Regions from separate parts of the Mus musculus genome. Here region 1 is linked to region 2. A link is a loop called in an ENCODE intact Hi-C map of the cell type or tissue named here. Cell type or tissue: heart. All regions are shown on one strand. Links, peaks and the distances in the headings refer to the core of each region. The heading gives the core; the rest is flanking DNA. Region 1 holds the start of Ppp4r3a (protein phosphatase 4 regulatory subunit 3A). Region 2 overlaps Ccdc88c (coiled-coil domain containing 88C).

Region 1 (2,901 bases), core at 226-2,725, 130 kb before region 2:
TAAACAGATCCCATGTGCCCTGCTTTGCTTTGTCAAATTGACACAGCCTGGTGTCATCTGAGAGAAAACATTTGGTTGAGGAGCTGCTAAGGTCACTGCCCTGTGGGGATATTGGGGATGTCTGGGGGGGGGGGGGCTTGTTAGTTGACGTAGGAGCACCCAGCCCATGGCAGGTGGCAATATTCCCTGAGTAAGGTTGTCCTGGACTTTATAAAAAAAAACTAAGTATGAGGGGAGCAAGCCAACAGGCAACATTCCTCCATGGTTTCTGCTTCAGGCTCCTGCTTTGAGTTCCTGCCCTGATTTCCCTCAGCAATGGACTGTGACCTAGAAGTATACGCCAAATAAATTATTTCCTCACAGTACTTGTTCCCAAACACAAGCTGGCAATTCTGAAATTCTGAGAAGTACAAATCCTGGTGTACCCTGATTCAAAGTCTCTAAAGGACACTTTATAGAGGAGAGGAAGACCCGGATCATAGCAATTTAGGAAAGCTCTGGAAGACACAAAATAGTTTGTAAATGATTTCCATCATCAGAATAAGCCAGGAGACAAAATACTGAGACTGGCTAGGTGTGTTCTATTGGGTTCTGTACTCCAGCAAAACAGTTTCAGAGGGATGAAAGCAACAGTTTCTTCTTTGATGGGTAAAGAGTCAAGGCAGATAAGAAACTATTCACTGTGTAAGCTCTGCTAGTCAGTCTCCAAGGGCCTTTAAAAAGGTGGTTCTCAACATGTGGGTCTCGATCCCTTGGCGGTCAAACACGGGACACAGCAGATATCCTGCATATTACAGTTACGAAGTAGCAACAAAATGATTTTATAGTGAGGGAGGGGTCACCACAACAAGAGAAACTGTGTTATAAAAGAGTCAGAGCATTTTAGGAAGGTTAGAAGCATTGCTATAAAATAATCAGCATAGAGGGCCATACTGCTAACCTGCTCTGCTTGGAGCTCATGGGCTCCATCTAGATGCTTGAAAGGATTGCATTCTGGTATTTAGAAACAGCAACTGCTTTGTTTTTACATGCTTCCGAGTTTTGTTGGTGAATGATTTCAGGTATGTCTTTGCGAGCACTTGTCTCTGGTGTGGGTTAAGAAAGATCCCAGCTTCTCGCATACGTTGCTTCAGCCAGTCAGAGCAACATTGTGAGGCTGTGTTTCAAAAAAAACAAAAAAACAAAGAATTTCATCTTATTCATACAGTACGGCATTTATCTTTGCAAGCCCTTCAAGATGTGTTTTGTTATTTTGTTTAAAAAAACAAACAAACCAGCCTAGGGCTACAGACGATCAGCTTTGATAACCGACAGAGAAAGGGAGATAACCGCTGATTATTGTGAGGTGAGTGCTCAGAATGATCCCGGGGAGCAGTGCCACGCGTGAACACCGCGTCGAGGGTTTTAGACTTGCCCGGCCATTGCGTGCCTCACTGCATCCCGCCAACCTCGCGGTCCAAACGGTCCTCTCTCAGAAACTTCTCTATTTCAGGCCAAGGGAAGAAGAGGAGGAGGAGGAGGAGGGCGGGGGGAGGACGAGGAGGACGCCAGCAGCCCGCGCCCCCAGGGCCGACTGCAAAGGTCCTCCCTAAAGCGTCCGGAGAAGGCTCGCACGGGAAAGGACGAGCTCCGGGATCAGAGTCCAGTCTGGCTCCAGAAGCCGCCAACAGACTCCACACCCCTTCCCCGCCCGGAGCCGAGGTGATGACGAATTCAAAGTGCGACGGACGCACACGCAGCCCGCGCTTGCACGACAGTACGCGCAGGGCAGCGCGAGGGAGTCCCGGTCCGTCACCGGCGCGACTCGCGTCCCGCCTCCTCCGCTCCCGCCACCCCCGCAGCTCCGCGCCCGCCTCGGTGCAAGGCCTCGGCCGGAGCGAAGCTGCCGGCTCCCGTCTTGTCGCTTTAAGTGGTGGGGCTTGCGGGCCGCCCCTGCCGCTACTGCCTAGGTGGCCCCGCGCGCCGCTTTTGAGGGGCGAGCCAAGATGGCGGCGGCTTTGGCTCTGTGAGGAAGACGGAAGAGGCGGCGGAGTAGGGAAGGCGGCTTCTAAGAAGAGCCAGGGGTTCTCGGGTGGCCAGAGGCGTTCGGAGTCTCCCGGGAAGTGCTACCTCACCGGCTTCGGATGCTTTAAGCGGGAGGAGCGGAGCGGGGCTTCCTGCTGCAGCGGCTGGGCCAGGTACAAGGGAGGAAAACATGGCGGCGGCGGCCTGAGGAGGCGGCGGCGCGGGAAAGCGGCTCTGCGGAGGTCATGGTGGAGGCCGGAGCGGGTCTGTGAACCGAGCCGCACCTCGTTGGAACGGCGGGCCGGTAGGCTGCGTAGTGCTGCGCGTTCCCTGTCGGGGCTGCTGGGCGGCCGCGCTCGCTCGGCCTGGACAATAGCGCCGGGGAGAAGGAGACGAGAGAAGGCGGCGGCCCGGGGCTCGGACCCGGGAGCGGGCCATGCGAGCGGCGGCGCAGCTCCGCGGCGGCCAGCGGTGGCACTGAGGTCCCGGAGTTCCCCGTTTGCGGCCGCCCGCCTTTTCTGGACACTGTCCCTGGGCCACTCGGGCGGGGCCCCCGGCCGGCACGATGACCGACACCCGACGGCGGGTGAAGGTCTACACGCTCAACGAGGACCGGCAGTGGGACGACCGGGGTACTGGCCATGTGTCCTCCGGCTACGTGGAGAGGCTGAAGGGCATGTCCCTGCTCGTCAGGGCGGAGAGCGACGGTAAGTGACCCTCACTGGCCCCTCTCAGAGCAGTGGCGCTCGGACTGGGACGGCGGGAGTGCGGACGGGAACGCCACGGGGTACCCAAGTCCGGTGGAGCTCGGTGGAGAGCATTCGGGGTGTCCATCCTTAACCCGAAAACCTTGTGGCGTTGGGATTTCGAGCAGAGCGGAGCACGTTGCGCCGTGCT
Region 2 (2,901 bases), core at 291-2,790:
CGGTGGAGGCAGGGCATGTGGGAAAGGGCAGGCTCTTCTGATGTGTCAGCTGCAGCTTGTTGACTGAAAGAAGCACCTACTATCTCAGTGGCTTGAGTGGGCACTTAACTGTCCTTGACACTTGTGGGACCTGACTTTTATGTTGCCTCTGCAAAAGTAACCACTCTTCTGCAAGGGTGAACACAGGTGTGTCCTTTTCAAGGGGTCCTCAGTGGCTCTCATGTTGAGCATTGGCATGCCATACCTATCACAGCACTTGAAGCTGCAGAGACCTACTTAGAACCAACAAGTACCCATCACCAGAGCGCCTGTCTCAGCACAGTGTTCCTTGTGTCCCTATGCTCAGAGAGTGTTCACTGAGACCTCAGACTTCCTTTTTTTTTTTTTTGGTTTTTTGAGACAGGGTGTCTCTGTATAGCCCTGGCTGTCCTGGAACTCACTCTGTAGACCAGGCTGGCCTCGAACTCAGAAATCCACCTGCCTCTGCCTCCCAAGTGCTGGGATTAAAGGCGTGTGCCACCACGCCCGGCTCCAGGACTTCCTTCTTGACCTAAGTAGAAATGTTATAGCTCTCTCTCTGTCTGGCAGGAAGCATGCTGTCACCTGCAGAGGAGAGAGGAGATACTGCGCGTCTGAGGCCAGTCAGACCCGTCCTCACACTTTTCCCTCTTTCTGCCCTAGGATCGGGATGCAGACAAGAAACAAATTGAGAAGCTGCTGGAAGAATACATGGTTCTGGAGATGGCTCAGAAGCAGAGCATGAAAGAGTCGGCCCACCTTGGCTGGGAACTGGAGCAGCTGTCCAAGAACGCAGACTTGTCCGACGGTAGGCAGCGCCTGTGCCCGGGGTCCAGCCCCGTCTCAGCCACTGCTGCTTACCCCGGAGCTGAGCCTTTGGCTCCGAGTCTTCCTAGCAACCCACCCACATTTACACAACTAAATGTGATTTCCTCAAGTGCCATTTGGAGCTGTTTCATTATAGCTCTCCCCAGGGGAAATGTAAGTGGCCTGGCAGCCCCAATGTCTGGAAGTAAACTACAAATGAAGTGTTGGGATTTCTTGGTTTCCCATATGCACTCTCAGGAGCTTCCAGATCACAGCTCTCTTCGCGATGACAGAAAGCCCTGACACCAGGAAGTGTCCCCAGTGGTCACTAATCCTTATTATAAATGTACCCCGGACATTATTTGCGCTGTTCATTTACATAATTGGGCAGGATGGCTGCTGCTTATCCCATCTCCCTGGTGGCAATGCTAAGTGGTGGCGGCTGCTCCCCAGTCCCAGGCTCTTTATGGATCTTCCCTGCTGGGGGGGGGGGGGGGGGGAGTCCTCCTTCCTGGCAAGTGCTGCTGCCCTCTGCTGGTACCCTGAGATAAGGTGTCCATTATGGGAAGGGTGTGGGACCCCAGTCAGCACTGCAGCAGGAAGCTCCAGAGCCCAACAAACAATAAGCCAATTCCTGTGTTTGAAAATAGCCTTGTTCACCTTTCCCATGCACCCGATGGCAAGTTAGTGTTGACTTAGCACTTTAGAGAGCCGGTGGGGGCGGTTGGCTTATTGTAGGTTTGAAAGATGCTGATAAAAGGTCCCTGAGAATACTGCCAAGGTTATTTCTTCCAGTGCTCTTACCAGCTCTGAACTTGAAAGGATTGAGTTAACTTGTGTCTGTGGACACTGAGTTGTGTCTGCTTTGGTGCCTGTGTACTGAGCTGAGTGAGGCGACTGGGAGCCACACCGGGTGGGAAAAGCATTGTCTCTCCTGTGAAGTTTCAAGTCTGCCCCCTGGTGGGCTGGAGAAGCAGTTCACACCCTCAGGGCCTGCTTCAAAGGCCCGAACAGTTCACACTGCTTGGTATAGTTTATGAACCCGTTAAGGTTCAGACATGGACATGTTTTATTTATTCTATTATTATTGTTATAAAATTTCATTTATTTATATGTGTATGCGTATGCGGAAGTCAGGAGAATTTGTGGGAATTGGTTCTTCCTTCACCATGTGGTGCTGGGCTCAGACCCAGGTCATCAGGTTGTGTGACATCCATGCCTTTTGACTCACTGGTCACATGACTTATGTGTTTGTTTTGGCCACGTATATAGTCTAGAGGGTCTTGGATCTCTTGGAACTGGAGCTACGACTATGAGCTGCCATGTGAGTGTTGCGAACTGAACGCAGGTCCTCAAGAACAGCCAGTGCTCCTAACTGCTGAGCCGTCTCTCTGGGCTAGTGACTTATTCTTAATGATAGTGTTGGTTAGTCTCACTATGCTGCCCAGACAGGCTTCAAACTCCTGGGCTCAGGTGATCTCCTGCCCCATTCTCCTGAATAGCTAGGGTTGAGCTGTGCCTGCCTCTAATGTTTCAGATTGTTCTTCTTGGATGGAGGATTGAAGTCAGTGCCTCGAACATACTGAGCGCACCCCTTACCACTGAGCAGCGCCTATGGCCTCTCAGAAAGACTTGGAAAGGCCTGGCCTAAGGAGCAGGTTTCGTGCTTGTTAGCCGAGTAACCTGGAGTGATACCAAGCCCTTAAACTGTAGCTTGCATCATCATGCCGAGTGGACATGTGAGGAGACAGGCTTTAGCCTTACCTGGCCTCATTTATGTTGTTGTGAGTCTTGGTTGCTGGGTGGTCTGATGAGTAAGCCTTTGTGCTCAGCGTGGAGCTTGCTTTAGTTAGTGGCAAGCCACTTGCTATTGGTACCGTTGTTAAGCTGTAGGAACGTGAATATTATTCTGTCCCAAGTCTCGGTATGGAAGAATGAGAAAGATGGACCCTGCTGATGGTGGCCAAGCCGTGCATGTCCCTAGTGCCGTGGTGGTGAACCTTTAAAAATGCCGAACATGAGGCCAGTGAGACAGCTCAGCAGGTAAAGCTGTGTGCTGCCAAGCCTGATAACCTG

The links. Peaks named below come from ENCODE experiments on the same cell type or tissue, not always from the same donor. Only the 100,000 strongest peaks of a DNase experiment are listed, where the experiment ranks them.
Region 1: it touches region 2 in a loop (4-fold over the local background); 2 of 42 quality-filtered maps call a loop at or near these places.

The regions. Positions count from the first base shown.
Region 1 is chr12:101,082,539-101,085,439 of GRCm38, reverse strand. Ppp4r3a (protein phosphatase 4 regulatory subunit 3A) reads left to right here and starts at 1,738. Exons shown (of 15, transcript NM_211355.2): 1 at 1,738-2,711. The coding sequence starts at 2,570. It overlaps D130020L05Rik (RIKEN cDNA D130020L05 gene), which reads right to left. Exons shown (of 2, transcript NR_038050.1): 1 at 941-2,901. In heart, for the core only: no CTCF peak of the experiment used is centred there; DNase peaks (open chromatin) are centred at 1,729 and 2,529; H3K4me3 peaks cover 2,065 bases; H3K27ac peaks cover 1,872 bases.
Region 2 is chr12:100,951,212-100,954,112 of GRCm38, reverse strand. It overlaps Ccdc88c (coiled-coil domain containing 88C), which reads left to right. Exons shown (of 30, transcript NM_026681.5): 12 at 682-826. Among named protein-coding and RNA genes, the nearest start is that of A630072L19Rik, 15 kb to the right of the region's middle. In heart, for the core only: CTCF peaks have their summits at 1,206, 1,413 and 1,777 (motif pointing left); DNase peaks (open chromatin) are centred at 1,422 and 1,722; H3K27ac peaks cover 300 bases; H3K27me3 peaks cover 1,389 bases.